3 separate regions of the Homo sapiens genome follow, and regions 2 and 3 are each linked to region 1. Evidence: chromatin loops called from intact Hi-C (ENCODE). Cell type or tissue: mammary epithelial cell. All regions are shown on one strand.

Region 1 (8,000 bases):
TATTTTTCCATTTTTTGGTGTCCTTTTCAATTTCTTTCATCAATGTTTTATAGTTTTCATTGTAGAGATCTTTCACTTCTTCAGTTAAGCAAATTTCTAGCTATTTAATTATATATGTGACTATTGTAAATGAGATTTTTAAAAATTTCTTTTTCCCCTTGTTCACTGTGGGCATATAGAAATACTACTGATTTTTGTATGTTGATTTTGTATCCTGCAACTTTACTGAGTTTTCTTATCAGTCCTAATAGTTTTTTTGTGGAGTCTTTAGGTTTTTCCAAATATAAGACCTTATCATCTGCAAACAAGGATAATTTGACTTCTTCCTTTCCAATATGGATGCCCTTTCCTATCATTCTCTTGTCTGATCGCTCTAGCTAGGATTTCCAGTACTATGTTGAATAACAATAATGACAGTTGGCATCCTTGTTGTGTTCCAGATCTTAGAGGAAAGGCTTTCAGTTTTTTCCTATTCAGTATGATACTAGCTGTAGGTTTGTCATATATGGCTTTGATTATGTTGAGATATGTTTCTTCTATCCCCAGTTTGTGAGAGGTTTTATCATGAAGGAATGTTGGATTTTATCAAATGCTTTTCCAGCATCAGTTGAGATGATCATATGTTTTTATCCTTAATTCTGTTGATATGATGTATCACATTGATTGATTTGTGTGTGTTGAACCATCCTTTCATTCCAGGGATAAATCCCACATGGTCATGATGAATGAATTTTCTAATTGTTGAATTTGGTTTGCTAGTATTTTGACAAGGATTTTTGCATCAATATTTACCAGATATTGGCCTGTATTTTTCTTTTTTGGCATATCTTTGTCTGGTTTTCATAACAGGTTAATACTGGCCTCTTAGAATGAGTTTGAAAGTATTCCCTCCTCCTCTATTTTTTGGAATAGTTTGAATAGAATTGGTATCAGTTCTTCCTTAAATGTTTGGTAGAATTCAGCAGAGAAGCCATCAGGTCCTAGGCTTTTCTTTACTGGGACTCTTTTTTTACAACTTCAATTTCATTACTTCTTATTGGTCTGTTCAGGTTTTGGATTTCTTCCTGGTTCAACCATAATAGGTTGTGTGTGTCTAGGAATTTGTCCATTTCTTCTGGATTTCCTAATTTATTGGCATATAGTTGTTCACATCACAGTAGCCACTAATGATTCTGTAAATTTCTGCAGTATCAGTTGTAATGTCTTCTTTTTCATTTCTGATTTTATTTGGATCTTCTCTCTCTTTTTCTTAGTCTGGCTAAAGGTTTGTCAATTTTATTTAACTTTTCAAGAAACCAACTTTTTGTTTAATTGATTTTTTTTATTTTTAAATTTCAGTTTCATTTACTTCTGCTCTGATGTTTATTTCTTCCACTAATTTTAAGTTTGGTTTACTCTTGCTTCTCTACTTCTTTAAGATGAATCATTAGATTGTTTATTTGAAGTTTTTCCTCTTTTTTGATGTAGACATTTATAGCTATAAACTTTCCTCTTAGTATTGTTGCTTTTGCTTTACTTGCTACGTTTTGGTATGTTGTGTTTCCATTATCATTTGTTTTAAGAAATTTTTCAGTTTTCTTCTTAATTTCTTCACTGACCCACTGGTCATTCAGGAGCATATTGTTTAATTTTCATGTGTTTGTATAGTCTCCAAAATTCCACTTGTTGTTAACTTCTAGTTTTATTCCATTGTGGTCAGAGAAGATGATTGACAAATTTCAATTTTTGGATCTTTTAAGACTTGTTTTGTGACCTAACATATGGTTTATCCTTGAGAATGATCTATGTGCTTAGGAAATTAACTGATATTCTTTAGTAAAAAAGAATCTCTTCTCTTCCCCTCCAGCCCGGTTTTATAGTATCTACACAAATGGATTCCTTTTTATCTAGTCCATTATAATCCTTTACTTCATTATTGATTTTGGTGCTCAAACTGCCCTGAAGTTGACCATGGGAGCCTCCTGAACCTGGCTCTTGTGTCCTTTTGGCATGTCTCCATCAGTCTTTGAACGTATCCTCACCTTCTAGAATTGTAAGACTTTCCAGGCTCATCTTATACTTTCCTGGAATCATCCATTGCTCTAAAAAGCCCTGATTCTTTTTAAAGAGGAATCAATATTAAATCCTTATATGTCATAATGATATTGTGGTTCCTTAGGAGAATATCTTTGTTCTTGGGAGATACATGCCGAAACATGCAGAGGTGAAGTGTCATGATGCTTGCAAGTGCCCCAGTTACTGGGATATCATTGCTTTGAAGCCCTTTCAGTGGGTATACCTGGAGTATATGCTATATTTTTTAAAAATATTGATTTTATATTACATCTCCAATTCAAATCCAATACTACAGGGTTCTTTTTCATCTACACTCATTCCAAATTCTCCTACAGTGAGAGGCTTGATATTTTCTTCTCCAAAATATCAATATATTTATTTGTTTTATCCTGCAATTATATACAAAATAGTTTCAGAATTATACTTGTTGCTTTACTAACAACAAACCTACTATGTGAATTCAAGATTTTTTGCAGTTATTTGTGGCCACAAGATGTTACTCACTTAGATTATGTTATTTTCAAAAATTACTTGAATTGATTATACTTTCTCTGGTGTTATGTTAGCAATTTGATATACAATTAAATTGACTTGTGTCTGCATTTAATGTTAGGGTTTGATCCATTTTGAATGTGGAAGACATTTTCTTTCTTTCTTTCTTCTTTTTTTTTTTTTTTTTTTGATGGAGTCTTGCTCTGTCACCCAGGCTGGAGTGCAATGGTGGGATCTCGGCTCACTGCAAGCTCCGCCTCCTGGGTTCACGCTATTCTCCTGCCTCAGCCTCCCGAGTAGCTGGGACTACAGGCGCGCCCGCCACCACGCCCGGCTAATTTTTGTATTTTTAGTAGAGACGGGGTTTCACCATGTTAGCCAGGATGATCTCAATCTCCTGACCTCGTGATCCCAAAGTGCTGGGATTGCAGGCATGAGCCACCGTGCCCGGCAACATTTTACTGGTTTAATAGTGTAGGCCTAATCTTGTTTTCAGCAAGACAACTGATAAATTTCTCATGATAACTTCAGATAAAGTTTTATCTGCTAGAAGTACCCCAACTAAACAGTTGTGGTGTGGGTCAGTCTAATTTTGGAGAAAGGTTTCCAGTGACAACTATAGGACCCAGTGACATTATAGAAACAATTACCAATGCTCTCTTACTAGATGGTAGTAAGCTCCTTTGCAACAGACACTGTCTTTGAATCCCCAGAGCCTAAGAAATGATTAATACATAAAAGCTGTTCAATAAATCTTTATTGAATGAATGGAAGGGTGAACAAATAGATAAATCAGTGGTTGGGAAGAATATCTCCAGAAGCTAAAGTGATGGGTTACCACCAATTGAATTAAGTAGGACTGAATGAAGTGTGACATTTATGTTATAAAAAACAATGTACGTACAAACATAGAGAATGTGGGAATCCTGGCTTAGCAACTATGTAAAAAGATTTTTTTTTTTTACTCAAGATGTTGGTGCTCAAAAAGCTCAACACCTTGATAAAATTATAGAGTTCATTAAATATTTTCTCTGTGTATATAATATCGGGGTAGTCCCACTGCCCATTGCTCTGAAGTGCTGTATCCAATTCCAAGTCACACACTTTTTAAGTGGGACACTGAGGCAGAGGAAGTGCTTTTAGGAGGGTAACCAGGAGGTTGAAGAGTCTGAAAACCACATCCAGGTACTATTATAGGTGATAGAAAATGCTGGGGTAGCTTTCCTTGGAGATGATTTTGAGATGAGATGACATAACAACTCTTCAAATTCCTGAAAGATTGTCATGAAGGAAAAAGATTAGTCACTCTGTGGAGCTTCAAATAGCAGAACTAAGACCAATTCATGTAAGGCATAGAGGCTGACTTCAGCCCAATATAAGAAATTCCTACAGAGTTGAACACAGAGGGAATGAGTCACTTCACATTGATGAGCTCCAAACATGCTGGGGCCCGCGGCATTGTCAGCCACTGCCTGTGTGACCATCTTTCAGGAGTGTTGGAAGGGAATGCCCTGCTTGAATTAGATCAAATACACCTGAAGGAACTGTACAGCTGAAAGAATCCACACTTGAGCCTTCCAGGCTAGTGTCATCAAAGAACATTACTGTTTTCTAGTAACTAGATTTCTCTAATAATGGAGGAACATTTTCATGTACTGACAGGTGTGATTTTTGTGTAATTCACCATGTGGCTCTAAAGAGTGTTTATCAAATTCAGATCACACATACTAATCCTTAAAATACTGCTGAATATACTGCTGTTAGAGCTTCACAATCAATGAGAACATCTTAGAGGGTCTGAGGAGGAAGTTGTTTTAACTTTAACTCAAAATTGCTTAAACATAGTTGTCAACAGAACTAATTTTTTTAATGCTACTATCTCTGCTTCCAAGTTTCCTTGGTAATACTGGCTGCTTTCCTCCTTTTTGCGTCTCCTGCCTCTGGGGTCATCATTTAATGCTGTTTCTAGTGTTTGAGACCGCAGTCTCAAACACAATTTTCTAAAGCAACCACAAGGTGGCTCTGCTAGTCTTACAAAATAAAGCTGCCGGCCTTTCCTGTAACCTCCGTCTCCTAAGGGCCTTGTGCAGGACTGCTCCGCAAGGCCTGGGAGCACTAGGTTACCAGTGTACATGAGTTAAGCTAGAACGACTGCGCCTGACCCAGATGAGTGACGTCTTCCAAAGAGCGTTATAAGTACTGGTGTTTTCTGGTTGTCTCTTCCAAGTTCCCATTTTGAGGATAAATTTCCTTAGAATTCATGAGTGGAACTCTTTTCTTCCAGGTCAGTGAAGAGCAGAAGGCCCTGAAATCTGGCAAGACCCGTTTCCTGCGAAGCCACTAGATCGTTTCAACTAAGTATATTTCATTTCCTTCCTGGTCTGTCAGCAGAGAGAGAGGTGAAGCAGGAAGCTGAGCTGTTGGCACCTCCAGCTTAGCCCTCTGTGCTAATGAGTTAATTCTAATTAGCAGCAGCAGGAACAGTTTAATGGTGTTCCGATCCTGACTGCACCATCATCAAAAAAAAATTGATTTTTGCAGGTGTATGCATTTTAATGAATGGGAAAAACAAGCATTGTCCTCAAAGCTAAGAAAGGGATATTTCTCACTGAGTCGAAAGAGCTTACACCAGCTGTGCTGCGGGCGGGCAAGAAAGGTTAATGGTTTCCAAGGGCTCTCAGTGTCCTTTGGTTCCCGATTCTAAGATCTATGTGTACATAGACGGTACCTTCAGATATCTTCAGAAAAATCTCTCTGCTTCTTTGTATCAGCTCCTTCTGTGTTGCCCACTGTGTTCTTCCTGGGTAAGTCCTCCCCGAACTTCAGAATTTCATCCATTCATTCATTCACTCATTCATTCACTCATTCAGTAGAAATATTTACACCTACTTTGTGTACAGTACATATGCTACATGCTATAGTTATTGATTGATTGATTGAGACGAAGTCTCGCCCTGTCACCCAGGCTGTAGTACAGTGGCACGATCTCGGCTTACTGCAACCTCCGCCTCCCAGGTTCAAGCAATTCTCCTGCCTCAGCCTCCTGAGTAGCTGAGATTACAGGCACGTGCCACCACACCCAGCTAATTTTTGTATTTTTAGTAGAGATGGGGTTTCACCATGTTGGCCAGGCTGATCTCTAAATACTGACCTCAGGTGATCCACCCACCTTGGCCTCCCAAAGTGCTGGGATTACAGGCGCGAGCCACTGCCCCCGGCCCTATCGGCGATCTAAAGATGAATTCCCGTCTCATGGAGGTTGGTAAGGGGGGCAAATACACAAATACATGAAAAGTAACAAGTTATGAGCCAAAGGTTGGACAGGACAAGGAATGTGTGCTGAATATGGAAATTTCACCTTGTGGATTCTCAACTAGAACGCTGCATTATGAGGTCGGAGAGAACTCTGTAGAATTCTCTCCCAGAGGGTTATCTATGTTCAGTCACCATTTATTCTTTTTAAATTGTCTGAAGTTCTCAAAGAGGTGGGAGGGAAAGGAGGATCAGTGGTCACATCATTGCTTATCCCTGGGGTTCCAGGAAGGATGTTACCGACAAGAAGGTAATAATACCTGGAAGAGGACTTAGAAAATGTGACAGAAGTAGAGGCTAGCATACTGGCTGACCAAAGATATTTTCTTGATATTTCTGCCCAGCAGGATATATTGGCTCTGGAGTTATTTTTTGTCTGTCTTCAAATGAGATTTTAAAAAGTTATTCATAAAAATTGTCAACATACAAGAATAGTATAATAAACATGCATATTTCCAACAGGAAGATTCAACAGTTGCTAATATTTTGCCACATTTGCTTTGTCTACCTGTGTGTTCCCAAAATATCTCTTAAAGATGTTTTCCCTCTGAAACTAGCATCCAATTAAAACTCATGCATTGGTTCATTGGTTGCCACATCTCTTTAGTCTCTTTTAATATAGGAGAGTTTTTTGTTTTTTTGTTTTTTGTTTTTTTAAGACAGTCTTGCTCTGTCATCCAGGCTGGAGTGCAGTGGTGTGATCTCAGCTGACTGCAACCTCCGCCTCCCGGGTTCAAGCGATTCTCCTGCCTCAGCCTCCCAAGTAGCTGGGATTACAGGCATCTGCCACCACGCCCAGCTAATTTTTGTGTTTTTAGTAGACACAGGGTTTCAGCATCTTGGCCCAGCTGGTCTTGAACTCCTGACTTCGTGATCCACCCGTCTTGGCCTCCCAAAATTCTGGTATTACAGGCGTGAGCCGCCGCACCTGGCCAACAGTTCTTTGTAAAAAAAAAAAGACTCTTTGAAGAGACCATGCTTCAATTGTCTTACACATTATGGAATGTCCCTTATTCTGGATTTGTCTGTTGGTTTCCTCTGATGTCTTAAAACTTGCCCTACTATCCTTCTGTGTTTCCTAGAAACTGTAAACTTAGTCATAAAGATGATCCTGAGTGCACAGTCTTTCTTGAGACTTTCAGCCAGTAATGAAAGACAGACAAGTGTTAGCAAAGGTGTGGAGAAATGGGAACCCTCATATATTGCTGGTGGGAATGCAAAATGGTGCAGCCGCTCTGGAAAAATAGTGTGTCTATTTCTTTAAAAGTTACAGATAAATTTATCATACAACTCAGAAATTCCACTCGTATCTACCCAGGAGACATAAAGACATATGTCCACACAAAGACCTGCCCATGAATGTTCGTAGCAGCATCGCTTTTAATGGGCAAAAAGTGGTAACAAGTCAAATGTCTATCAACTGATGTATGAATAAACAAAATATAGTATATCCACAGAACATTGTTCAGCAATCAAAATTAATGAACTATTGTGATTCCTCAAAATATTAAAAATAGAACTACCATGTGATCAAGCAATCTCACTTCTGGGTGTATATCCAAAACAATTGAAAGCAGTGTCTCAAAGAGATATTTGCACACCCATGTTCATAACAGTATCATTCAAAATAGCCAAGAGATAGAAGCAACCCAGATATTCATTGATGCATGAATGGATAACCAAAATGTAGTATATACATGCAGTGGAATATTTTTAGCATTAAAAAGGAAGGAAATTCTGTAAATTCTGTAAATGCTACAACATGGATGAAACTTGAAGATGTTAAATGAAATAAGCCAGTCACAAAACGACAATCATTATATGATTCCTCTTATATGCGGTATCTAAAGTAGTGCTTTATGCCCTTTTTAGTCTGAGTCTGGCTATGGTTCTGCTGGTCACCTCTGGGGGTTTCAAGAGCCCGTTCCACATCTGCATTAGTGGTTGTGGCCTCTGGAGTCCTTTCCTAAACTGTTGCAAGCTGAACTGATCTTAGGACTCATGAGTTGATCAGTTCAGCTTGCAACAATTTAGGAAACTTCACTGGATGCATGGTTAGCTACAGTGACAGCCTGACTCAAATGAGCGCTTTTTGTCACAGGTTTAATGTAGCCGAAAGCCCATGTGCCATATTGAAAACT
Region 2 (8,000 bases), 230 kb after region 1:
AGAGACTCCATCTCAAAAATAAATAAGTAAATAAATAAATAAATAAAAATGTTGAGATGTTTCTCATTTTCTGATTCCCTCTTTTAAGACTCCCTGTCTGTAGTACTATTTGTAACACTTACTTTGGCACCACATATGTTTCTCAAATGGCTCATATGAGTATAACTAGTCTACTAACTCTCTTTGCTATAGGATCCTGGCTCTAAGATAAGCATCCATTGAACATGCTAGAAGCTTGGAGAGAAATCTAGTAACATCATCTATTATGAAGCAAAAAGTAGAGCTAATATTTATTGAGTGGTTCTAAATATTAGCCACTGTGCTGAGGACTTCTAATGTATTATCTACTTAAATCTTTACAAAGATTTCATGTGGTAGGTAATATTTATTACTCCTCTTTACTAATGAAGAAATGGCATTTAGAAAGGCTAATTCATATGACCAAGAGACACAGCTAATAAATGACAGCTGAGATCTGTAACCCACATTCCTCTGACTTTGAATTTAAACTCTGCTTAAGAAATGAATTTGTTATTGACAATGATGTTTGTAGAGTTGCTACAGAGTGCCCAGGGCCCACAATCCAACCGCAGATTTGTAGGTGGAGTGGTGCCTTTGACTCATGACTGTTAGAAACCGGCTCTGCAGCCGTATTCTACCTCTGATGTCACTACATGGTTCATATTTCTGCTCCACCAGCTGCAGGATAATAAAGAAAGGAAAGGAGGGATTGTCGGCTCCTTGACAAAAGTAGACTTTATCAATCTACATAAAAGAAAAGCAAGAGAGTGTCTAAGCCCCATCTCTAGTCAGACTTTTCTCAGATTATGTAATTGTTATCTCCTTTAATTGACTCTCACAAAATTTGATCCTGCTGTATGATAGATCTCTTTATCTGTTTTTTTTTTTTTTTTTTTTTTTTTTGGCAGAGTCTCGCTCTGTTGCACAGGCTGGAGTGCAGTAGCGCGATCTTGGCTCACTGCTACCTCCGCCTCCTGGGCTCAAGTTATTTTCCTGCCTCAGCCTCCTGAGAAGCTGGGACTACAGACACATGCAAGCCACAATGCCCGGTTAATTTTTGTGTTTTTAGTAGAGACAGGGTTTCACCATGTTGGCCACACTGGTCTCAATCTCCTGACCTCGTGATCCACCCGCCTCGGCCTCCCAAAGTGCTAGGATTACCGACGTGAGGCACCGTGCCCGGCCTATCTGTATTGGTTTTAAATGGCTAAATTAATGAGTTTTGGAAAGAAACACAGTAACTCTTACTGAACACTAAAGCTGTGGAATCATCGCTGAATATTTAAAAATCTTGATGTTCCAGGTTTCTTTAATGGACCCGCATATTTTCTGAATATCTTATACCAAGATAATGATGATTACATTACATCGAAATTCGAACGTACAGTTTCTATTGAATACATATCGCTTGCTCACCATTGTGAAGTCAAAGAATTGTTAAGTAGAACAATTTTAAGTCGGGGACCGTCTGTATATATTTCCTTCAAAAGTTCCTTATTGTGCAAGTGTTGGTGAGGGTGTTGAGCAACCAGAACTCTTACACCTTGTTGGTAAGAAAGTAAAATGACACAACCACTCTGGAAAAGAGTATGTCAGTTTCTTAGAAAGTTAAATATACAGCTACCATATAATGATCCAGCTGTTCCACTCTAGGTATTTACCCAAGAGGAATGAAATCATACAACCATGCAAAGTCTTGTACATGAATTTTTGTAGCAGTTTTATTCATAAAAGCTTGAAATTGGACATAATCTAAATATCTATTAGCAGGAGAATGGATACTGATTCTGGAAGCCTAACTTCCCAAATGGGGTCAGCCTCCCTTTAAGCTTGTCTCATAATGAACTCCACCATATAAAGAGCTTGAAAGTTGTCATTCCCATTCTTACAATAAGAAAACAAAAATGAACAAACTAAAAATTCATAATTTTTCTTAGACCTATCAGAGATTAGATGTAGCAAGGCAAACCACTACCCTGAAATCTGGAGGAACAAGCTGACATGGAGAGTCAAGCCAAGATCAGCTTACCTGGAGCAGAAGCTACTGGAGCCATAAACTAATGGGAATACTAAATGGTTATTTTGACAAATTCCTGGAGGCTGAGTATGGACTAATGTGAGCATGAGATACTCCTGCGATCCACAGTCTTGGGGTTGGGGGAAGGGTGTTGTAGGTGGCGCACTTTCATGGGTTATTCCCAGAAGCCCCACCAGGTTCTCATGGTGAAGAGCTAAGAGAAAACTTAGCAGTAATCATTTTGAAATACTCTCAAAGCATTTTTCCATAACAAAAATCTACTCTTCTTGAGAAAAGGACCTTACCAGAGTCTTATGAGCTTAGGAGAGGGGCAATTCCTCAACTTGAGCCCTGCTAGCCTTCCCATCTCACCTGGAGAAAAAAGGCTAAGAAACATTTGTGAAGGTCTCAACCCAAGGACAATGGTCCACTAGTAGACTGAGATTTAATCATAGAGTTATAGACTGCTTTCCTTTCCCAACATTTACCACCATATCAACAGGGGTCAGGACATCAGTGGATAACAGCTGAAAGAGTTTCAAGGCAGATGCTTTATGTAAGAAGGTGCTCTTAGGGATACTCAAGACAGCAGAGGAGATAAAAACATGGACATTAAGGGAAACTGGCCGCAGATACTTACAGCTATAGCAAAGAGCAACCACAGCATAACTCCTCCAGATAAACATAAAGCCTCACACTATTTACCTCAGTTCCTAGTATCTGATTATTCATGCCCAGCTTTCAATAAGGCACACTAGGAGACAAGATAAAAACGATCTGAAGAGACAAAGCAAGAGAACCAGACTCAGATACGACACAGGTTTTAGAACTGTCCGACCAGGAATTTAAAATAACTATAATTAATACGTTGAGGGCTAGAATGGGAAAAGCAGACAACATGCAAGAACATGTGGGCAATGTAAACAGAGACAGGAAAACCTAAAAAATGAATCAAAAGGAAATGTTGAAAATTTAAAATGGCTTCATTAATAGATTGGACATGGCCAAGGAAATAACCAATGAACTTGGAGACATGTCCATAGAAATTTCCCAAACTGCAATGCAAAGAGAAAAAAAAAGAGCAGAATATCCAAGACTGTGTGATGATTCCAAAAGATGTAACATATGAGTGATTGAGAGGAAAAGAAAGAGAGAATGAAGCAAATGAAGTAAAAATGGATGAAAGTTTTTCCAAATGAATGACAGACACCAAAGAACAGATAAATTAAATAAATTACAATGTGTTAAGGGAAGGGAGGGAGGAATTGGGAATACCCTATTATAATATAGCTACCTGCCCATGAAGCAGTATATAGTGCAGGGGTACCCAATCTTTTGACATGGGCCACATTAGAAGAAGAATGTCTTGGGCCCCACAAAAAATATACTAACAATAGCTGATGAGCTAAAAAAAAAAAGCAAAAAAAAAATCGTATAATGTTTTAAGAAAGTTTACAAATTTGTGTTGGGCCGTATTCAAAGCCATCCTGGGCCGCATGCCGTCCACGGACTGCAGATTGGACAAGCTTGGTATAGTGTTAGTTGAAAGGGATTTAGATTACTTGCAAATGCATAATGCAAACACTAGGGCAAACACTAAAGAAATTTTAAAAAGAACTATGATTGATATGCTAAGAAAGAGGATAAAGTAAAATCCTATGAAATGTTCAATTAAAACCAGAGAAATCAGAAAAAGAGGAGAAGGGAAAAAAGAAACAAATAATGAGTGCAAGGAAAACAGTTACAGATAAAGGGATAAAATAATTGGGGTTTAGACATTTGATAGTCATCCAGTCAGCAATATAAAGAATGAACTATTGATATAGGCAACAACATGGATATATCTCAATAATGCTGAGTGAAAGGAGCCAGATTCCCCCAAAAAGAATATATACTTAATTTTTCCATGTATATAAAATTCTACAGATTGAACTAATCTACAGTAATAGAAGGCAGAATCAGTAGGGCTATGGAGAATTCTTAGCTAAGAATTTTATTATGGGCTTATAATGTCTATGACATTAATTTGATGGGATTTTGCTACGTGAATGTACAGAATAGTAAAACTTGGGTTTCAAAACACCATGGGCTGTCGTGCATCTGTTTTTTCTGTGAACTCAAAAGCCTGGAGGCAGAACAGTTTCTTAAATGCCATGGTTAAACTAAGTGCTGGGGATGGATATGGGGAGAATGTGAATTGTTGAGGTGTGTATAAAAGAAAATCAGATTCAAAGAAATTATCATCTGGGAATATTTGAGCCATACTGAAGCTAGCATTTTAGGTTAGAATACATTATCTTTGTAAAACCAGCTGACAATGCAGTGTTAAAATTTTTACTCAACTGATGCTATTTAAACCGGCATATTCTGTTTATTGTGTAGGGCTTTTCTTTGAATATGTTCAAAGAAAAGATATTTAAACCACAAAGAAGCAAGATCATGCCATATCATTTATGGAGAAGATGTGAGTACTAAAGCTTGATGAGAAGAAACATGAGAACTATTAAAAGCAGTTTTCTGTAACCAACATGCTATTGCCACACACTCCCAACTTCATTATTAAAGGAAAAAGTTTTCCCCTCTTTATTTAAATCTAAAATATTTTTGCCACCTTGTGCTCTCAGATAGGTGTATTAAGTTACTTTGCAATGTGAATCTTCACTACAATCTAATATTAGCAAAGGTCTTCAAGAAAATAGGGTCCTGGCATTAGATTGACCTTTAGTTGAAATGGTCTAATATCTAATAATAGGGGTAGAGCCAATTGACAAAACACTTGAGGGATCCACTAGAGGGCAGTAAAGTGTAAATGAAATTTAAATTTGCCCCAGAAAGGCTAATGTTATCCCAAACATTTGTATTGCAAGTAAGATTTCTTGAATGCAAAAACATTAGATTAGATTAGTGATGTACAGTGTTTCTCTTTTCCTGGAATTAGTAGTCAAAGAGCCATTAGATTGAAGAGCAAAATGAAAATCAAATTGGTTCTAGTCTCAGCTCTTTTTACTGACTGTGTGATTTGGGGCAATCTAAAATTTGCTTCTCTGGTCCACTTCTATGATATAGATTTGCACAAAATGATTATTTTTAAATATTTACTTATTTATTTGTTTATTTATTTATTGAGACAGTTTCGCTTTGTTGTCCAGGCTGGGGTGCAGTGGCGCGATCTTGGCTCACTGCAACCTCCACCTCCTGGGTTCAAGTGATTCTCCTGCTTCAGCCTCCCGAGTAGCTGGGATTACAGGTGTGCACCACCACACCCGGCTAATTTTTTTGCATTTTTAGTAGAGACAGGGTTTCACTATGTTGGTCAGGCTGGTCTCAAACTCTTGACCTTGTGATCGGCCTGCCTCGGCCTCCCAAAGTGCTGGGATTACAGGCATGAGCCACCGCACCCGGCACAAAATGATTATTAAAGTTCTTTTCAACTCTAAAATTTTATGATTTTATCATTTATGATTCTATCTCAGCCCCTTTAAAACCTTTTTGATTAGACTCAGGTTATTTGATCAACCATAACTTGCCATTAATGGTGATTCTGTTTGGAAATCACCACCACTATTTCATAAAAAATTTAGATCCCTCAAATGCACTGATTTACTTTCACGAAAAAAAATCTACTTAATAAAATGACATGTATATAATCTAGTGACAACAGTTATTGCAACATCTTCTGGAATAAAAACTTGGGCTATTGAAACTATCAATGCCATTTTTTATTTTAAAAACAGAAAAATTAAAACCCACAATTATACGTAGCCAAGTTGTTTTCACTCTCCATTTATTTTCCTTTTAAAGTGCTACATTTGTGAACTCATTAGCAGTTACCCTATCAAAATTTCAAAATCATGAAGAAGGTTATACATAAAAAATGAATGTTGGCTTGAGGGCCAAGGAAATATTGACTGATTAGATAGAAGAGCACATGATAGATCTGAACTACTCTATGTCATCATTCATTTGGTCAACAACTGCAAGCTCCTGGATGTGGCTGATTTTGATAAAGTCATAGAATTCACAGTATTCTTCACATTTGTTCAATGGTCATCATAAATACACATCACAATAACCCTAATTTGTGACTGAAACAGAAACTCTTTTCTTTTTTCTTCGAATTTTGTATAATATTTATTTTATCAAACTCTTTTCTAAATAGCATTTTTAATGAACATGAATGTATAAAACTGTGAACAATTTTAATAAAAGCAGAAACTGGTCGGGCATGGTGGCTCACGCCTATAATCCTAGCACTTTGAGAAGCCAAAGCGGGATGACAGCTTGTGTCAGGAGGTAGAGGCTGCAGTGAGCTATGATCACACCACTGCACTCCAGCCTGGGTGACAGAGTGACGCCTTGTTTCTAAAAGATAAAATGAAATAAAATAAAGCAGAAACCATTTCTGAATCCAGATTGATAATGGAGTCATATTTAACACCATCCTGTATATTTAAATATTTTCAATTTTTTAAACCCTCATTTAGGATGCATTTTCCTATTTGCATAAAAAAAAGAAAAAAATGCCCTGCTGGCAGTGAATTCAAGGGATGAGGGAAAATCGTCCTCTAAAACAGGATTGTTAAATCTGGAATTATTATCAGAAGCCAGAGGTAAAACCATGCTATCTGTACACTCTCCACTGCCTGTTCCAGCAGATAAACTCACCTGGTTACAACAAGGCTGGCACCCATTTCTATGATTCTGAGGCCGGTTAGCTTCCTCCTCAGAGCTTTAGACCCATCAGCTCATCTCAATGCCTGAAGTTATTAGCATGAGATAATAAATTATTCATTTCAAGCAATTTGTTTTTTCACCAAAAGCAGGATGAGGAATACAAGTAGACACGAACTTCAGTGTCAACAGTTTCAGAGAGAAGTTGCACAATACTCGCAACTTTAATAGCGAGCCCTTTAGACACTGTGGTATTACCTACATAAGAGTAATGAGTGAAATGCTGATTGTCTAGGTTCAAATTCTGGCTCTGCTCTTTATTCTGTGCCTCAATATCCTCATCTGTAAAATGGGCATAGCAGTGCCTCCTTTTGGGGGTTAAAACATAAATTAACGCTTGTAAAACTATTTATTATTATTATTATTATTTGCAGACAGGGTCTCACTCCGGTTGCCCAGGTTGGAGTGCAGTGGCACGATCTCGGCTCACTGCAGCCTTGACCTCCCAGGCTCAAGTGATCCTTGCGCCTCAGCCCCAGAGTAGCTGGAACTACAGGTGCGTGCCACCACGTCCGGCTAAATTTTGTATTTTTTATGGAGACGCGGTCTTCCCATGTTGCCCAGCCTGGTCTCAAATTCCTGGGCTCAAGCCATCTGCCCGCCTCGGCCTCCCAAAGTGCCAGGATTACAGGCGTGAGCCGCCACACCTAGCCTATTATAACTATTATTTAAGCTTAGAATATTAAAATGGTTTCATTTTCTCCAATGCTTTTCCAGTGAGATATAGCTAGGAGTATCAGGCTGGCGTTCCAACTAATAATTCACTGTTGATCTTGGACAAGTCACTTCACCTCTTTTGCCCTCATTTTCTTATCCGGGGTCTTAAACAAAATGCTTCAAAAGTAAATGCTCCAAGATGGTCTCCATGCATGTTGTGGAAAGCACCAATTTTAAAATGAGGTGATTGGAGCAAACAGATCGCCAAGACACTTTCTAGTTCTAACACTTCATGTGATTCATTATTTCCTAGGCGTGTGTGGTACATATGGTATGCAAATGGCTGTCTATATTGGGAAACACTGTAGAACCATTCCATTTGCTGAAAAAAATTCTGGAGGTATCTATGGAAAATATCATATCTTTTACTGGGATAGTTAATCTAGAATCATCTCTGCCAGTGTTGTACTGAAACGGGACTGATAAGAACAACAAATACACGTTTATTTTGTACCACGCGGCTGTCAGTGTCCGGAGTCCCCCGGGCAGAGCGCCCCGGGGAGGGCTGGGCCCT
Region 3 (8,000 bases), 440 kb after region 1:
AGGGTCTAGCAGCCAGCCCAGTGTATGAGGGTTTTCGGAGAATAAAGCAGAGAAAATAAATGAGAGAATAAGACAGTAAAAAAATCTGTGGGCTCTTACTCTTGTTATCACTGCATCTTGTTTTAGCAATTTGATGAAACTTAGTTCTGGGAGGCCAACTTCAAATTGTAATTGAAGCCAGTGATTTATACCTATCCAATTTTTGACTTAAAGAATTTGCTAAGATCATGTAGGTTGAAAGTGTCTTCAAACACAATAGATATTCTATCCATATTTGGGGTAGAAGTGAAAATTGATTCATCACAATGTTTATGGATTTTTACAGATTTGGATTCTTCTTGCAAACCCTGAACTATTAAAGTAAAAGTCTGAAACTTAAATTTTAAATAATAAGATTATTTTTTATTTTTTTTTGCCAGGGTGCTGTTCAAGGCCCTGAAGAATTTGCAGAGGGGTTAGTGATTGGAGTGAGAAGCCTCTTTGGACACACAGTAGGTATGTATCACATATTTGTGTATATGTGTATATTTTTTATTATATTGTTATGAAATACGTTGTTATGAAAAACAAATGCTTTTATTTAATAAAGGAGGGATCACTTTCTTAATAATCCCTTTTAAAAGACATGTTTCCCATGTTTTTAAATGAAAAATAACAGTAGACTGCTGGTTTTTTAATATGTCTTTGTAGTGTTGAATAAATGCAAATAATTTTACATTTAAATTAAATAATTTTATTCCTTTTCTTGTTAGATGGGAAAAGTTAATTTCTGCATTTTTTGTATGAGACAGAATTTTAAGCACCTATTAGTTTAAAGCAATTGCATGCTATATATTGTGATAATGCTGTTTATATAAACAATGTAACTTCTCTGAGCCTTAAAAAATTATTTTATTTTTAATTGACACATGATTGTATATATTTATGGGGTATAGAGTGATATTTTGATAAATGTATACAATATGTAGTGATCAAATCTGGTAATTAGCATATTTATCACCTCGAACATTTATCATTTCTTTGTGTTGGGAACATTCAAGACCCTCTCTTCTAGCTATTTGAAGACATACAATAAGTTGTTGTTAACTATAGTCACCCTACAGTGCTATAGCATGCTAGAACTTATTCTCCTATCTGGTTGTGATGTTGTATCCATTAACCAATCTCTCCCTATCCTCTCCTCCCCCTACCCATCTCAGCCTTTAATAACCACAGTTCTACTCTCTAATTCTATGAGTTCAACTTCTTTAGCTGTCAGATGTGAATGAGAACATGCAGTATTTGTTTTTCTGTGCCAGACTTATTTCACTTAACATAATGTCCTCCAGGCTCATCCAAGTTGCTGTGAATGACCGGTTTTCATTTTTTTTAATGCCTGAGTAGTATTCTGTTTGTGTGTGTGTGTGTGTGTATCACATTTTCTTTATCCATTCATCCGTTGATAGACACTTAGATTGATTGCATATGTTAGCTATTGTCACTAGTGCTGCAGTAAACATGGGAGTGCAGACATCTCTTGATATACTCATTTCTTTTCTTTTGGGTATATACCCAGTAGTTGGATTGCTGGATCATACGGTAGTTCTAGTTTCAGTTTTTTGAGGAGCCTCCATACTGTTTTCCATAATAGCTGTATTAAGTTATATTTCCACTCTCAGTGTGTAAGCATTCCCTTTTCTCCACTTCTTTGACAGCGTTTGTGATTTTTTTTGTCTTTTTTATAATAACTATTCTAACTGGGGTGAGATAATATCTCACTGTGGTTTTGATTTGCACTTTCCTGATGATTATTGATCTTGAACATTTTTTCATATACTTGTTGGCCATTTGTATGTCTCCTTTTCAGAAATATTTATTCAGATCGTTTGCCTATTTTAAAATCAGATTATTTGTTTTCTTGCTGTTGAGTTCCTTGTATAGTTCCTTGTATATTCTAGAAATTAATCCCTTGTCTTTGATAGGTGGTGCAGCAGGAGTTGTATCTCGAATCACCGGTTCTGTTGGGAAAGGTTTGGCAGCAATTACAATGGACAAGGAATATCAGCAAAAAAGAAGAGAAGAGTTGAGTCGACAGCCCAGAGATTTTGGAGACAGCCTGGCCAGAGGAGGAAAGGGCTTTCTGCGAGTAAGTTCTTTGCTGAATCTTTAAGAAATCTGCAACTTAAAAAAAAGTGTATTCTAGCTGGTTGTGTGAAACTTAGAATGCTGCTTATGAGTCTAGGCCTGTAGGAATAGAAAGAATGATAAATGATGGACTTCCCAGTTTCCTTTTTGCTCCCCTTCCCCATTGTCACCACCAGATCTATCCCCTGAATTGTCAGATTTCATAAAACTGTAATGATGACAGGGTAGTACTGGTGTAGAAGGCGAGGAAGTGAGAAGCAGAGATACATGGTACCTATGGAAACTAGAGGGAGAAGGAGCTCTGCAGGTCATCAGCAATTGACTGTTTCTGTGGAAGGGATGTGTGAAAATTAATTGTTGATAATCCAGGAACTGCCTTTCATTACTTTTTAATACTTTTAAAATTATATAGGTAATATATGAATACTGCTTAATTATATAGGTGATGTATGAATATTCTTATAATTATAAGAACTTAAAAGTTATTGTTAATAAGTAAATAAAACATTATAAGTAAGGCTAGAATACCCTAATCATCTCATCTGTTTCCAATTTAAGTGTGTATCCATCAGTTCTCTTTCTGTGTGTTCATAGAATATACAGGTATTTTACTACCATTACTTCATAATGATTAAAAATGTATTAGTATATTCATGTTTTAATTTTGGAAATAATTTCAGGAAACTGCTGTGTTTTTTGATAGTAATTTGTAATGTTGGGTGTTACAGTTACTAAGGCACTTTATTTGCCAGGTTATTACCTGTCCCTGGGAGGGCCCTTTATTTTCAGTTTTCTACACTTCCACTAAGTTACAATGTAATCCCCTTAAAATTTATAATTAGATAGTAAATATTATTTGGCTCAACTCACTCATTTTGCTGATGTGGAAACTGAGACTTAAAGAGATTTCAGCTACCCATGGTTACGTAGCTGATTGGTGTCATAGCCAGATTTAAAATCCTTTTACCTGCTTTACTCCTGTTTCTTTTATAAAATTTATAAAATGCTTTCATTTAAGATTTGCTGTGATATGATATTTGAAAAATCATAGTGCTAACTTATATGTGTATGTTGTTCACATTATCAAGTTAAGTCTTCAATTTTTGTTGTTGTTGTTGTTATTTCCAGTATGTCTGTAGAGACCTCTAGTGGTTGGTTTAAAATTAAACACCTTCCATTCAGTCTAAACTATATGATTGATTTCTCTTTCAGGGAGTTGTTGGTGGAGTGACTGGAATAATAACAAAACCTGTGGAAGGTATGTTGAAAATATTTCCTTCCTTTACAAAGTCTGAAGACTTGATGCTATTAGTAAACATAGTAGATGTTATTGCTGCTATATACTTGATTGAGAAAATTACTGACTGAATTTTATATTCGTAGCCTTAAGTTGCTCAATGAATGTATTTTCCTTAGAAAGCAGAGAGGTTAAGTAGTAGATCATGCTTCAGACTTTGAATGCTATTTTTAGCAGGGCCAGAGATAAACTAGATTTGTTTGGGTCCTCAGTAGCAATTTACTCAGTTTTGCTGTTGTTGTTTTTATCCCATTAAAAAAGCACATTGCTTATTCAGTGCAACCCTTATCAAAATCCCAGTTGGTTTCTTTGCAGAAATTGACAAGCCAAGTCCAAAATTTATATGGCCATTCCAGGGATCCCAGATAGCCAAAAAAAAAGTCTTGAAAAAGAACAAAGTTGGAGGACTTCTACTTCCCAAATTGAAAACTTACTGTAAAGCTACAGTAACTAAGACAGTGTAGTACTAACATAAGGATAGACATATAGAACAGTGGGATACTATTCAGAAATAGAGTTCAGAAGGAGTCAGAAATAGACTCTTACTTATGGTTAACTGATCTTCGACAAGGATGTCAAGATAATTCAATAGGAAAGAACCGTCCTCAAGAAATTTGCTGGGACAACTTCATATCTATGAGCAAAAGAACAAAATTGGACCCCTACCTGTACCATATATAAAAATGAGTTCACAATGGATTAAATACCTAAATGTAAGAGCAAAACCATTAAACTCAGAGGAAAATATAGGAGTCAATCTTCATGACTTTGGATTAGGCAAAACTTTGCTAGAAAAGATACATAAATTGGACTTCATCAAATACATAAATTGAACTTCATCAAAATTTAAAATTTTTGTGCTTCAAAGGACAACCATGAAGACAGGGAAAAGACAGCCCACAGAATGGAAGAAAATTTTTGCAAATCATATATGTGATAAAAGACATATCTAGAAAATATAGAGAACTATTAAAAATCAACAATAAAAAGACAACACAATTTTAAATGAGCAAAAGATATGAATAGACATTTCTCCAAAGAAGATATACATATGGCCAATAAACACATAAAAGGATGGTAAACATCATTAGTCGACAGGGAAATGCGAGTCAAAACTATGAGATACCGTTTCACACCTACTGGGATGGCTAGAATCAAGTGTTAAGAGGATGTGGAGAAATTGGAACCCTCATACACTACTAGTGGGACTGTAAAATAATGCAGTCATTTTGGAAGAAAATAGTCTGTCAGTGCTTCAAAAAGTTAAACACAGAGTCACCATGTGTCCCAGCAATTCTACTCCTAGGTTTATACCCAGAAGATTTGAAAACAGGTGTTCAAACAAAAACTGTGCACAAATGTTCATAGCACCATTATTCAAAATAACCAAAAGATGGAAACAACCCAAATGTCCATCACCTGATACATGAATAAACAAAAGGTGATATTTTCATACATTAGAGTAGTACTCAGTCATAAAAAGGAATCATGTACTGGTACTTGTTACAAAATGGATGAACCTTGAAAACATGATGCTAAGTAGAAAAAAAAGTCACAGTACACCACATATTACATAATTCCATTTGTCTGAAATGTCCAGAATAGGCAAATCCATAGGGATAGAAAGTATCTGTAGGTGGTTACCTAGTCTGGAGGTGGGGAGGGGCAGGGAGGAATGGAGGTACACTGAGTAAGATTTGGTGGGGAGAGGCTGGGGGAAATAGGGAATGATTGCTAATGGAAAGGGGGTTTCTTTTTAAAATGATAAACATTTTCTGAAATGGATTGTGGTGATAGTTGTAGAAGTCTGAACATACTAAAAGCTAATTTATCCTAAAATTTAATTTGTACATTTTAAATGGTAAATTTTATGGTATATGAATTGCATTTCAATAAAGTTGTTATATATTTTTTTAAAAGCACACTCCTTGAAAAATCTAACGGTCAGCATTAAAAAAGAGAATGTTTACTGGTCCCTTCTTACACCTGCAAGTTGCAGGTACTGATGAGACTCCTAGATCAGTAGTTCTCAAACTTGAGCATGTGTCAGGATCACCTGGAGTGCTTAGAAAAACATAAATGCTGGCCCCGCCCCCAGAGTTTCTGATTCAGTAGGTCTGGGGTGGGGCCCAGGAATGCGCATTTCTAACACACTTTGAGAAACCACTATTTTATCACATTAGGATTACATTTAACTTCTTTAGAAAGCCAAATTTTTGTAACTTCCTGGGTAAAACAGTTCAGTATCTGGCCCAGGTTTTGGTTGAGCTCAAACTTGCTCATTTAAAAATATCTTTATCCATTCATGGTCATTGGTTTTCTGAAGGTGCCAAAAAGGAAGGAGCTGCTGGATTCTTTAAAGGAATTGGAAAAGGGCTTGTGGGTGCTGTGGCCCGTCCAACTGGTGGAATCGTAGATATGGCCAGTAGTACCTTCCAAGGCATTCAGAGGTAATTGAGTACATACTATGTGCAAGGTATGTGTCTGTGTGCTAATTATTACAAGGAATACATAAATAGATTAGATTATTTGCCTGCTCCTAAGGATCTTAAAGTCTAATTGAAAGCTGTGGTAGCTTTAAAACATAGAGTGCCTCCAGAAAGGAATAAGAAAAGACATATTTTGCGAACATGGTGAAACCCCATCTCTACTAAAAATACAAAAATTAGTTGGGCGTGGTGGCGGGCACCTGTAATCCTAGCTACTCGGGAGGCTGAGGCATGAGAACCGCGTGAACCTAGGAGGCGGAGGTTGCAGTGAGCTGAGATCGTGCCACTGCACTCCAGCCTGGGCAACAGAGGGAGACTTTGTCTCAAAAAAAAAAAAAAAAAAAGAAAAAAGAAAAGAAAAGAGACATATTTTATGGCTAAATTTCTCTTTTATTCAACAAATGTTTATTACCTACCATGTGCCAAGCCCTGTGCTAGACACCAAGGATACAAAGAGTAGATGAGCTAGGCCCTGCTTTTATTATTTTGATATTTCTTTTTATTTTAGAAAAGGTTGGGGGATTTGGAGTCAGACAGACTTGGTTTTAATACTTTTGCATTATTTGGGGAAAGCTATTTAAAATTACTGATTGTTTTTTGTGAAATATTTATGTATTTAATCAACACACACATTATTTTGAAAGACTCTCACGTATTTTCTTACACTTACTCTGATGCCTTATTCAGGGCAGCAGAATCAACTGAGGAAGTATCTAGCCTCCGTCCCCCTCGCCTGATCCATGAAGATGGCATCATTCGTCCTTATGACAGACAGGAATCTGAGGGCTCTGACTTACTTGAGGTAAATTTTGTTCTTCATGGTCACGAGTGAAATGGAATTTTAATGATTTCTAGGCCCAGGATTTCCTAGGTGGTTCTTAAAGTTCCTGATTCTTGAACTGCTTTAAGTATTATACATAGTTTCTAGAGTAGAATTTGATTGTTTTTCATTTTAGCATGTGTTAAATGGAAATTACAGATGATTTTTTTTCTACATGGGAGCAAAGCTTTTTTTTGTGTGCAGAAAAGATAATGTTAAGTCATAGGCTATATCACTATTTCTGTGATAGCTCATTTAGTTAACATTGTTAATTTTGTTTTCCTGCTTTGTAGCTGATTATTGGAACTTCATTGCTTCCATTTCTCCCAACCAAATTAATTTATTTGCACTACTTTGTAAATCTAGATTTATTCCAGTAACTAGAACTAGATGAGAGAATAAAAGATTATGTATAATTATGATCTTGTTAAACCTTAAAAAAAATTTAAGAGCTTTTTGGCTTTTATTTTAGTTTTAACTTGATTATATTTTGATAATATATACATATATAAATTGCTATTCTCCCATGACAGGCTTTCCCCCAAAAGAAATGTATTAATATTTTTCTACCTTGACTTTAAAATAAAATGCCTCTTAATTGTTCTTCCTTTGGTTTTTATTGTATATGATTACGTTTTATCTATCTTTCTGCATGCTTCTAACTTTATTTTCTTTGTTTTTCTGCCTGCACAGCAAGAACTGGAAATACAGGAATAAATGTTTCCTAAACTACTACTTGATTTCATCCTTAAAAATCAAAACAAACTGTGGTGTTAATTGACTGTGTGTGAATTCCATTGTCAATTTTAATGAAATTTTCTTTAAAACTCTCACCTCCATCTGAACTTTTCATAGTAGTGGGATTGACTACAAATAAAAACTTGTGGTATTCCTGGTAATACTGTCCAGAAATAAGAGATTAGTATAAAATATTAAAGGATGCAGAGAATCAGCTCTCTTCTGCGTTTAATAGATGAAAGCCTTTATTGAGCTCAGAAGCAGATACTGTTACTATCATTTCGAAAATTTTATCTTATGGTGTTCATGTGCATTTCAGGTAAAATTGAAAAACAGGACAATTATTATGTCCAATTAATATGTTTATGTTTGTGAGTCTTGATGATGGAATTACATAGCTTTCTGTTTCACAAATGGCTCTAAATTTGCTTAAGTTACGGGACTATTACCTGGAGCATCTGCTTTAATAATTGAATTGTCAGTTGCTCTGAGCCTGCCCTTAGACCTCAAGTAATAAATAGTTGGCACATGA

The links. Hi-C counts contacts between places; a loop is a spot of excess contacts. Peaks named below come from ENCODE experiments on the same cell type or tissue, not always from the same donor. Only the 100,000 strongest peaks of a DNase experiment are listed, where the experiment ranks them.
Region 2: a loop joins it to region 1, with 8 times the contacts of the local background. A loop is called at or near these places in 34 of 110 quality-filtered maps.
Region 3: a loop joins it to region 1, with 12 times the contacts of the local background. A loop is called at or near these places in 35 of 110 quality-filtered maps.

Annotation. Positions count from the first base shown.
Region 1 is chr15:62,303,661-62,311,660 of GRCh38, reverse strand. MIR8067 (microRNA 8067) reads left to right here and starts at 6,927; the gene lies at 6,927-7,003. In mammary epithelial cell, a CTCF peak has its summit at 4,570 (motif pointing right); DNase peaks (open chromatin) are centred at 3,940 and 4,590; H3K27ac peaks cover 460 bases.
Region 2 is chr15:62,068,723-62,076,722 of GRCh38, reverse strand. It overlaps C2CD4A (C2 calcium dependent domain containing 4A), which reads right to left. Exons shown (of 2, transcript NM_207322.3): 2 at 5,806-8,000. The coding sequence ends at 8,000. Among named protein-coding and RNA genes, the nearest start is that of C2CD4A, 5.7 kb to the right of the region's middle. RefSeq lists a silencer at 7,917-8,000. In mammary epithelial cell, a CTCF peak has its summit at 4,817 (motif pointing right); a DNase peak (open chromatin) is centred at 632; H3K27ac peaks cover 288 bases.
Region 3 is chr15:61,867,371-61,875,370 of GRCh38, reverse strand. VPS13C (vacuolar protein sorting 13 homolog C) reads left to right here. Exons shown (of 85, transcript NM_020821.3): 77 at 420-495; 78 at 1,962-2,125; 79 at 3,337-3,382; 80 at 5,748-5,871; 81 at 6,598-6,712. All of the region lies in intron 2 of LOC124903501 (a long non-coding RNA gene), which reads right to left. Among named protein-coding and RNA genes, the nearest start is that of LINC02349, 140 kb to the right of the region's middle. In mammary epithelial cell, a CTCF peak has its summit at 3,263 (motif pointing left); no DNase peak of the experiment used is centred here.